Linked DNA regions of Homo sapiens: regions 2 and 3 are each linked to region 1. Evidence: chromatin contacts called from ENCODE Hi-C or POLR2A ChIA-PET data. All regions are on one chromosome and are shown on one strand. Each heading gives the region's core, a stretch centred on a gene start or an enhancer-like site at or near the end of the contact. The rest is flanking DNA. Distances are from core to core; before and after follow the strand shown.

The links. A loop is a pair of places that touch in the nucleus more often than their neighbours do. ChIA-PET counts read pairs that join two places held with the same protein, here RNA polymerase II (POLR2A). Pooled maps may share reads with other maps.
Region 2: a loop to region 1 is called in a pooled map, with 8 times the contacts of the local background. The contact joins the promoter of CKAP2 here to the enhancer-like site in region 1. A Hi-C loop is called at or near these places in 1 of 37 single-sample maps with no recorded cell type and 7 of 50 pooled maps. POLR2A ChIA-PET finds 5 or more read pairs at or near these places in 1 of 52 experiments (naive thymus-derived CD4-positive, alpha-beta T cell).
Region 3: a map of naive thymus-derived CD4-positive, alpha-beta T cell shows a loop between it and region 1 (3-fold over the local background). The contact joins the promoter of SETDB2-PHF11 here to the enhancer-like site in region 1. A Hi-C loop is called at or near these places in 2 of 168 maps with a recorded cell type or tissue (CD8-positive, alpha-beta T cell and naive thymus-derived CD4-positive, alpha-beta T cell), 1 of 37 single-sample maps with no recorded cell type and 7 of 50 pooled maps. POLR2A ChIA-PET finds 5 or more read pairs at or near these places in 6 of 52 experiments (CD4-positive, alpha-beta T cell, CD4-positive, alpha-beta memory T cell, CD8-positive, alpha-beta T cell and 3 more).

What each region holds. Positions count from the first base shown.
Region 1 is chr13:50,892,446-50,895,906 of GRCh38, forward strand. All of the region lies in intron 1 of RNASEH2B-AS1 (RNASEH2B antisense RNA 1), which reads right to left. Among named protein-coding and RNA genes, the nearest start is that of RNASEH2B, 16 kb to the right of the region's middle. RefSeq lists enhancers at 1,131-1,670, 1,141-1,290. Within about 2 kb of position 1,251, at least 8 of the 41 ENCODE cell types and tissues checked have a DNase peak (open chromatin) inside an H3K27ac peak, as active enhancers do; they include CD4-positive, alpha-beta T cell and CD8-positive, alpha-beta T cell, where a contact is called at or near this core.
Region 2 is chr13:52,453,598-52,457,058 of GRCh38, forward strand. CKAP2 (cytoskeleton associated protein 2) reads left to right here and starts at 1,881. Exons shown (of 9, transcript NM_018204.5): 1 at 1,881-2,029; 2 at 2,926-3,010. The coding sequence starts at 1,960. CKAP2-DT (CKAP2 divergent transcript) reads right to left here and starts at 1,749. Exons shown (of 1, transcript NR_185890.1): 1 at 1,178-1,749. RefSeq lists enhancers at 1,032-1,211, 1,502-1,581.
Region 3 is chr13:49,442,402-49,445,862 of GRCh38, forward strand. SETDB2-PHF11 (SETDB2-PHF11 readthrough) reads left to right here and starts at 1,873. Exons shown (of 21, transcript NR_135324.2): 1 at 1,873-2,456. It overlaps CAB39L (calcium binding protein 39 like), which reads right to left and starts at 1,663. Exons shown (of 11, transcript NM_001079670.3): 1 at 1,585-1,663. SETDB2 (SET domain bifurcated histone lysine methyltransferase 2) reads left to right here and starts at 1,873. Exons shown (of 14, transcript NM_001160308.3): 1 at 1,873-2,456. RefSeq lists enhancers at 1,041-1,110, 1,480-2,252, 1,491-1,570, 2,253-3,026 and silencers at 1,579-2,059, 1,731-1,780.

The DNA.
Region 1 (3,461 bases), core at 1-2,500:
CTCACTCTGTGAAAGAAATGAGAGTAAAGGAAGGGAAAGAAAATTAAGGAAGGCAGAAGTGAACATGGAAGAGAAAAACAATAAGAAAGAGGAAATAGAAGGGCCATGGTTTTGAAATACAACGCCTGGAAAACAGAAAATGAAAACAGAATAAAGGAATGAAATTGTAAAAGCTATGAAACAAAGTAATGAGAGAAATAAAATCTTAACTCTGAAAAAAATAGATGTGATTTATGACAAATATCAGGAAAGTGACTCAAGAGCATCCTGAAATCTCCTTGATAGTACCGAAGGGAGACCTGGGCTTCTTATGATCACTGACATCTGTAAAATAAGAATGGTAGCTGTAAATTTTGAAACGATGAAAAATAACCTTGTAGCAGGAATCAAAGGGAGAGTTTGATCTAATGTTGGCCAGAATGAGTCAAATACATTCACTTCGCTAAAGTGCTCTGCGTTGGTCAGCCGATTTTTCTTTTTTTTTTTTTTTAAAGTAAAATCTTTTTTTATTATTATTATACTTTAAGTTTTAGGGTACATGTGCACAATGTGCAGGTGAGTTACATATGTATACATGTGCCATGCTGGTGTGCTGCACCCATTAACTCGTCATTTAGCATTTTTCAGATTCTACGAGACCATTCAAATTCCAGCTCTGCTTGATATTCTCTCTCTTTGTAGTGTTGAGACAAAAGCCTTACAAATGTTTGTGTAGAGAAATCAGTGATGTTAAAAAAAGCAATCACTTGTATGAAAAATTCCAAAGACAGCACTAACATGAAATGATGAAAATGCCAAAGATATGAAAAATAAAGACAACTGTTACAAGACGTAACGGCTCTGAGTGTTTGCTTTTATGTGACAGATGTTTTTAACCAAAGCTCAACACTGGCAGTTTGAGTACACTTCTGATTTTAATTTGTGTTCTATCCCCTTTTCGTATTGATGTCTACTCACATCTGTGAAGGCTCTGTAACCTGAATTTGACAGGGGAAAGTGAACAGACTGCTTTTGGAGTGCTTCCATTAAGTCCACATAACAGACTGTTAACAAAAATCTTAAATAGCTATTCTAATCATCAACAGCAATCTTACACAAATTAAATTAGGCCCAAAGGGCCCGATTAACTTTAAAATGCCTTACAGGCATGAAACATAAATTTAACTTATTTTCCCCCTTTGGAGTAGAAAGAGAGTTGTTCAGTGTGACTCAGATGCACAGTTTAAAAAAAAAAAAAGTATGCATGCTGTGAAGACATGGAGACAGGGTTTCATTTTCTTTTTCAGGAAACCACACTTACAGGCATTGAAATTCAGTTAGGCCACAGCCATGCTCCCTGTTTACATGCAAAGTAGATGCATTAAGGTTTTCAAGGTTTTAAAGTAGATGCATTAAGGTAGAGTTTTTGCAGATGGCACAGCTACTCTAATCAGCTCAAGGAAGTCCTATTGCTAAAGAAAGGAGACATATATCAACATGCATTAACATTAAAATGATGCCTTCAGAAGAGGTAAAAGTTGAACTAGAATTTCTGTAGTTCAAACCCACCTATCAAGAAATGGGTTAGATTCATGATTTAAAATTATACCACAAATCAAAGAAAAAATACTTTTTTAAGTGTCTGCTCTTCTTTATTTTAGCCAAATCTCTAGAGGTCTGTCCAAATATATTTCTTGAATTTTCTTGAACTAGCCAGCAGGTTCATCACTTGTGGATTTGCTGTAGTCTCCAATCCTCACAAGTGTTTGATAGCTTTTCTTAGGCAACTTCCTTCCAGCTGCATGGAACATGTAATTTCGGCCCAAGTCAATAGCAGTGAATGAGAAACCCAGATGCCAGGGAAAGGCAGCCTCCCAATAGATAGAAAACACCTGAAACTGGTGATCAGCAGCTTCCGGATAAGATCTCAGGAGTTGGGCCAGTGGGTTCAAGCATGCACACTAAGAGGCAAAATGGCAGAGTTTGACTGGTATATGACCTTCTAGGAGCAATCAACTGGTAAGAGAAGAGTGCTTCAAGTAAGCATGTGTACAACTCCAGTAAACACACTGCGCATGCGGCCCCTCCCAAGCACTAGCACACAAGTGGTCAGCCCACCCCAAGGGAAGAATCAGGGGAGAGGGGACCCAAGACCCTGTAAGTATGTCAGCATATAAAACTCAAAGTCAAAAGGTCAAACTGTGTACTTGATCTCCCAAGTTGCTTGCTTGGCCCTCTTCCAAGTGTACTTTACTCCCTTTCATTCCTGCTCTAAAGCTTTTTAATACACTTTCACCACTGCTCTAAAACTTGCCTCAGTCTCTCACTCTGCCTTATGCCCCTGAGCCAAATTCTTTCTTCTGAGAAGGTAAGAATTGTTGCTGCAGACCTATACAGATTCACCGCCAGTAACACTTTCAGCTCTTACAAGACCATTATAGACACCCGTGCTTGTCAACAACCTCCTGCTCTGATAACCTCAACATAAATTTATTTCATCAAACAGCAGATGCTCTCTTGTCCCACCAGCCCAGACACCAGTGGGTGAGAGTCATGGAAGGTGTTCATTTTCTGCAAAATATTCATTAGTACTTTAGAGAACCAAAGTAATTTTCAGAAAACTACCTATTTTCCAAATACCTCAGAGGAAACTGACCATATCTGGATCACTGGTGATAGAACCTAATTAGGTGAAGCCAATGGCAGTCTTCCATCCCCTGAGATTAGTACAGGGATGGGCACCATAATCCGAGATGAAATAAGCAGAATAAAAACAAGGACTCATATTTCATGTTACATTGTATACCAGGAAGTATATATCCCCCATGGCCACTGGCAGCCATATTGCGAGCACAAGGAGAACCAGTCTTAGGATGAAACTAATGCTGCCCTACCTTTGAAATCCAGTTATGTAGATAAATGTTCTTATTGCATACACAAGCTTGAGTCAGGTATTTTGATTCCTCGTAGGTGAAACTACTTAATTAATTTAAGTGGTCTTATGAGTAATTTGTACTCCAATGTCTCTGAAATTTTCCTAGAATTTAACTACTAATCCCAGGGACTGGGCCAGAAGAAGCTCTAAGTAGTAAACAATATAACTCAATGTTGTCCTCTTTTTCCAGTGCTAGAGCACTGTGGTTGACCCAAGGGTGTGAGCTTCTTTTAGTGGGTTATTCTCCCAAGATAATTCTATCATTATGCAACTAGACTTTTCCTACCCACCTGAAAAATAGGCCCTGTTATACCCTACGATGTCAAGCTAGGCTCATGCTGGAACTCCCAAAACATGAACAAATGTAGTTTTATAAAGTTTGAGCTGAAAAAATGTTGTGTTTTTTTTTTTTTCTTTTAGTTTATTCAGCTTAATCCCCTCTTTTTAGGTAAACCTACAATGGGGAAATGACTTGACTAAGAAAGCAATAGACTAGACCTAGAGATAGGACAGAGCCCAAGGCTTCAGTTCTGTGCTCGACCTGCTG
Region 2 (3,461 bases), core at 631-3,130, 1.6 Mb after region 1:
TTTTGTTTGTTTTTTGGATCTTTTAGAAAAAGGTCTGCTTTCTCTGCAATAATTGTGTAGCAGTAATATTAAAAAGTGTCTCAAAAATAGACATATCATTGGAGTGGGTGAGTCTGGAGATTAGAGGAGAATTGCCATTTTGAAAAACCTAGCAGTTTGGCAGGTTTTCCTATTCATCTCAGCCTACTGAGATCTCCATGGTATCCTTTGAGTCAATTTCTTTTTTTACCATGCCCACTTATAAAAAATTATTGAGGTTCACATAACATAAAATTAATCATTTTAAAGTGAACAACTCAATGGCATTAATACATTTACAATGTCACCCAACCACTACCTCTAATTCCAAAACATTTCACTTACTTCAAGGTAATGAAACCCTTGTCCATTAAACTGTCTCCCAATTCTCCCCCTACCCTCAGCCTCTGGCAACTACTATTCTGAGTTATTTCACTATGGATGTATCTATTTTAGATCTTTCATATAAATGGAATCATACCATATGTAACTTTTCATATATTACTTCTTTTACTTAGCATAATGTTTTGGAGGTTTTTGAGTCACTTATTAACGCTGTATTTTGTTCTCACTTAATAGAAATCCCTGGTTGCCCCACCTGTCTGATGAAACTTTAGTAAATAATCAACAATAATGACAGACGTATTTAAACAGCAAGTTATATCTTAAGGATGGTGATGGACAATGTTAAACTAAAACTGGGACATTTCATCAAGTAAAAAACTACACAAAATCTCAAACCAAATTCCTCATTAGCAAGACGCTACCATAAGATGTCTGAAGAAAAAAGCAGGCAGAAGTGGGAAAAACTGACCACAGCCGAGGGCCAGCTGTGGAGGCCCTCAGACCTGGGAAGGGTAAACGGGGAAATCACATCCTCCCGTCTGTGTGCCCGGAGCACCTAAAACCTGGCTGAAAGAGTCCAGTCCAGCCTTACTGCAGTGATCAGGCAAGAAATGTAAACCCAGTGCTTGAAACCAGGCAGGTGCAGTCCAGACTCGCCCTCACTTCCCCACTGCCACTCTTAAAACCTTCTAGCCCTGACTTGTTTCGTTCTGTCATGTGGATTGAGTGTTTGTGTGGGTTTTATGAAGGTGGTATTTTTAGATGAGAAAAACGAAGATTATGGCGGCACACTTAACCACACAAACACAAAACGTCTGTAACAAATGCTATTTTATCTTCAAAGGAGAATTATATATAACCTTGAGGAGGGGATGAGGTTTATCTTCATTTTTTTCTGTTTCTCCTCCTCTCCTCCCTTTTTTGCATTTGATAATTGCTTAGAATAAAGGTATGGAAAGTAGATCCCAATTTCAGTTCCCCTTCACACGCTGTGCAAACGTGGACAAACAACCTCTGAACCTGTCACCTCTCAGTGGAAAAAGTGGTGATAACGTCCCACCTCAGAATTGATGCTCAAAATGAAGCAGTATTTGTGAAACGAAAATACACACGCTCGTGGTACGCCAGATCGGTGTTTACGTCCTCGTCAGTGAACGCGTCGATGTTTAATAAGAAGGGCAGCCAATCAACACTTTTCTTGTCTTTTTCTCGTCTGCCTTCCTCCAAGGACTGTGAGGGTCTCAAGATGTGTCCCATCTCGGTTGTTTGTCAACCTAGTCCTGCTATGTCGTGGGGACTGAGCAGGCCGACTCCTCCCCCATCGCACGTCCAGGATGAAGAGCGCTGTTTAGGTTTGAAACCTGCAGACTCAGTCCCAACCGAACTGGGCAGACACCAGACCGGCCCCGGCAACTGCAGTCCAGGCTCCGCCTCCCTACGCCCATTGGCTTATTCAATTCACGCAGGAACCAATGGGCGGAGACGGCAGCCGCGCCGTCTGACGGCTTAGCCGCGGTGCAGACTGCGGCGGCGGTGGTCTGAGGAAGTTCTATCTTGGCGCTAAAGCGGAGACGCATCCCCCGACCCGAGGCTACGATGAGCACACCGGCCGTGCCCCAGGACCTGCAGCTGCCCCCGAGTCAGAGGGCGCAGTCCGCATTCAAAGGTGAAGGCCGCGGTGGCGGTGGCGGTGGCGGTGGCGGTGGCGGTGGCGGGCGCGGGCCCGGCGGTCGGGGCTCGGGGCCGCGCTGGCGCGCTTCACCTCTCCCCCGCTCTGTGAGATCCCTGAACGCGGCGTCGGCCTCGCCCTGCCTCATTCTTGGCCTTGTGGAACGGATCATAAAAACAGGAACCGCTGCGTGGTGTTACTGTGCGGTCGCTGCTGGCTGGGATGGGCCCTCCTAAGAAGGAATCCGTTAGGCGAGGGGAAACGCGCGGGCCTCAGGCCGGGGTCGGTGTCGGAGACCCTGGGTCCGCTTGGGGGCGGGGCTGCACAGGTTCAGGGACCGACTGCGCCTGCGCTGGGTCCTCCGCCTCTTAGGTCCCTAGCGAATTTCTGCAGGGCTGGGGTCGCATCATGTGTTATTTCCAATTTCACAGCTTCTCCTTCGACTTTATGGAAACCGAGGGTTGGTTGGGTCTTCAAAACTAATATTGTTATTCCCTTATTCTACACACGGGAAAGCAGAAGAAAGTAATTCTCATCTAACCCAGTTCTGGTAAATTAGAACTTTCGAGTCTAGTGCCTCACTTCTACCATTTAGTTTCTTAAAGCTTGGCTAGCAGGAGCTGTATGTAGAAAATGATGTTCTCCAGATTTTTCACAGGGAGTAGAGAATGTGATTCTTATGCAGAGGGGTTTTGGGGACCTGTTGTGGTAACAGTCTCTTCTAAGGTGATTTCTCAAAGGCAATATTGAATTGGAGAATTTTCTGTTATATAGATGTGACCTCAGGTGGAACCAGCTTTGGAAGTAAACTCTTCATTTAGTCAACAAGATTTATTTGCCGTTATCGATGTTTTAACTAATATTGACTTGTAGCTCTTACCTTTGTTATCTAGAGCAAAGAAGACAAAAACTCAAGGAACATCTGTTGAGAAGAAAAACGCTTTTTGCATACAAGCAGGAAAATGAGATGTTATCCAGGTAAGGTCAAGTTTATTTCTTTTCACTTCTGTAAAATTGTATCAGATCTGTCCAATGAAAATGTAAAGTAAGCCATATCTGTAATTTTAAATTTTCTAGTAGCCACATTTAGAAAAACTGCTTACATATTATTTTACGTCTTTTTGTGGTACAACGTCTTTAAAATCTGGTGTCTATTTTACAGTTACAGGACATTTCCATTTGGTCTATCCACATTTCAAGCACTCAGTAGCCACATTGGCTAGTGGCTACTTTATTGGATGGTGCAGCATTAGATCATCGTTTTATTAATTTTTTTTTTTTTGAGACAGAGTCTCACTCTGTTGCCAGGTTGGAGTGCAGTAGCGTGATCTTGGCTCACTGCAGCCTCCACCTTCTGGGTTCAAGTGAATCTCCTGCCTCAGCTTCCCAAATACCTGGGACTGACTACAGGCAAGTGCCACCATTCCCT
Region 3 (3,461 bases), core at 623-3,122, 1.4 Mb before region 1:
GGTATATGAACTTTTGTTTCTCCATGCATTTTGACAAGCCAACTGGAAGATACAAGTCAAGTGGAAGATACAAGCATGGAATCAAGTAATTAAGAAAAATGATTCTCAGGCCAGGTGCCGTGGCTCACACCTGTAATCCCAGCACTTTGGGAGGTGGAGGCGGGCAGATCATCTAAAGTCAGGAGTTCAAGACCAGCCTGGCCAACATGGTGAAACCCCATCTCTACTAAAAATACAAAAATTAGCTGGGCGTGATGGCCGGTGTCTGTAGTCCCAGCTACTCAGGAGGCTGAGGCAGGAGAATCGCTTGAACCACGGAGGCAGAGTTGCAGTGAGCCGAGATTGCACCATTGCACTCCAGCATAGGCGACAAGAGACTCCATCTCAAAAAAAAAAAAAAAAAAAAAAAAAAAAAAAACATCAATTATTTTGCTGTTTGTTTTGTTTTTTGGTATTCCTGATGCGAGATGTCTTTATCATGTATTGTTGATTAGGTTGTTCATCAGTTAATCTTGAATAACTGAAATCTAAGCTGAAGGCAATAATACATCGGCTTTCTTTTCATGCAAGTCAAACTGCTAAAATCTACCACAAAATATTAGCCTTTCATCAGCTTGGTCTTCAGATCCAATACATTTTCCCCTCAAATGAAAGACAATGCAATGCCATCCACAACAATGCTAAAAAAAAAAAAAAAAAAGGAGGAGGGAAACAAGGTTAAGTCCTGTCTTCTTCCTCCTACCCCAAAAAGAGCTCAGAAATTAAGGTGCTTTCCCTAACAAAGCCTCCTCCTGCTCCATGAAGTGACCAAGCATGTCATGGCAGACCCAGAGATTTATAATCTTCAACATATCGTTATCGGGGAAATCAAGATTTGACAAAATTCTTCCTTCACGCCCCGTTTCTGCAAGACCACCACTTTCTAGCTTAAAATAAAGAAAAAAAAAAGACAGCTGCAGGAATGCTTGGCTGCCCGCTAATGTACAATTTTGCCCAAACGCAGAACTTGACGCCCACTATTACCAAAGGATGGCCTTAGTAAAGTAACCCCCGCGAAGAGCAAACTGTTTAGCAGCCGCTCCCTCGAAAAGGACGGAAGAGGAGGTCTCTTCTGAACCTGAGGATAGTAGAGAGGCACTCCCCTTCCACTACTAGCTTTGCTCCTTTCTCAATCAGGCAGTTCATCAGCTAGCCTCCTTTGTCAAAGGGGGTTGATGGTCAGAATCTTTGCGAGACAAAAATTACTAAAAGAGCTCCCAGGAACCAATGTTAAGGCATCAAAGGCCCCGCCCAGCCCCCACAATGATCAACAAACCAAAACCTGGGATCCCTACTATTACCACCACCACAACCATCACCACCACCACCACCACCATTCCTCGCTCTCTCTAGCCAGGGATGAGACTCAGGCCCAGGAAACCCATCCTTTCCGCAAGTAGGAAGGCGCTGGGTCTCCTCCCTTAGGCCTCTCCTTTACCCCATTGTTCTCTCCGGACCCCTCCACTACGGCCAGGCGCTATGTATGTTTTCAACCCCCAAGAAGCCCAGTCCCAGCCACACACAAGATGGCAGCCTCACACCTACCGGAGGAAACAGCTGCGCCACCACTCCAGTGATGCCGGCCTCTCGACTACGAGTAACTCCATTGGCTCAGCTACAGTGCGCGAGACAAGCCGAGAGCGCTAGCAGTCAATCGGGAGGCGGCGCGCTCGGGCGCCACTGCGGTGCCAGCGGTAAGTGCGCCGAGTCTCTGAGGCGTGAACCAGTGGGGAGTGCGACCAATCAATGGGCTCCTGGCTGGGTGGTGGGACGGCCGGCGTCCGACTCCTCCCATGTAGTGATCGGTTTAGGTAGGTCGGCCTGGTCCCCGGCGGAGGTTACGCCTTCCCTCATCCCCGGTAGAGGCAGGGCGGGACTGTTGTGGTTGAGATGAAGGCTAGTAAATGGTGAAGTACTTCCCGGCCAGAGGGCACCTGCGCTCGGGAGGTTTGGGCGGCTTGGCGTCGGAGGAGAGCCCCACCCGCGGAGGAACCCAGCCTTGCCAACGGAGCTGGCGGAGCTCACTCCTCAGGTCAGGCGGGCGGCGTAGAAAACGCAGCGGAGCCAGGTGAAACCAAGGCACCGCCGTGGCTGGCCCCCGACAGTTCCTCTAGCCGGGAGGTTGGAGGAGCTGAAAACGCCGCGGAGCCCTCGGCCGCCCGAGCAGGGGCTGGACCCCAGCCCTTGCAGCCTCCCTTCTCCTGGCACCCAAGTGCAGTCCTGGCTGCAGAAGGGGCCGCGGGCGCACTGAGTTTCCAACCTCCATTTCAGCCTGTCTGTCTCAGGGTGCAGCCTTAATGAGAGGTGATTCCTAAGCTGCTGGGAACCTGAGGTTGTCAAAGGGGCGGCAGGAAATGGACAGCAGTATAAAACCCAGAAGCAGAACTTGAAGGTTAAACCACTAGCCCATTTCACAGGTAAGATTACACGAGCCCTTAAATACAGCAAGTTCAGTCATTCATCCAAGATCATGGAGTTCAGATTAGATAGTAACACTTCTGACTCGCTATCAGCCACAGCCCAATAAGTAATTAAGTAAGGAAAGATATGTAATTAACTGTGCTCTTTGGCATGTGGAAACCTGCAGTGAGCTCTGTAAATACTAACACATGAGGCCAAGGAGAGGAGTAAATTTGAAGAGGTCAAATGGAGTAACCAAAGCATAGGCTCTGAAACCATGCTGCCTGGTTCCTTATTTCGTGTCTGCCACTTACGGTATGGCATTCCTTAGCTTCCTCATCAGCAAACGAGCTGCTAATTTAACCCACATGACTGTTAGGGGGATTAAATAAGAACACGTGAAGTAGTTAGAAGCGTGACTAACCCGTGGTTCTTAAGCGTGACTTAACCCGTGGTTCTGTCGTTACAATTAAAACGTAAGGAGCCGAGAGGAAATGGTAAACGTGTTTTTAAAGCCTGTTTTAGAAACGAAAAGGAACCATACATTGAAGCAAAGCAGACTGGCTTAATTATTTTTCTACCAAAATGAAAAAGTGAGAAGGGGAAAAAAGTTTTTTAAGCCCATTTACTCTCTGAAATATTAACACCAGTTGTCTCTGGATGATGGGATGGTGTTTAAATTTTCTCCTTTATGCTTTATTGTATTTTGCAGATTTTCTCCAGGAAACATGTTTTACTTGTGCACGTTCAGTTTTCAAATTTTCAGGTGTGAACGCTGGTGAGAGCTGCTTAAAAACAAAGCTATGGGCCGGGCGCGGTGGCTCACACCTGTAATCCCCACACTTTGGGAGGCTGAGGCGGGCGGATCACCTGAGGTCAGGAGTTCAAGACCAGCCTGGCCAACGTGGTGAAACCCCGTCTCCACTAAAAACACAAAAATTAGCCGGGCGTGTGGTGGCGGGCCCCTGTAATCCCAGCTTCTCGGGAGGCTGAGGCAGGAGAATCGCTTGAACCCGGGAGGC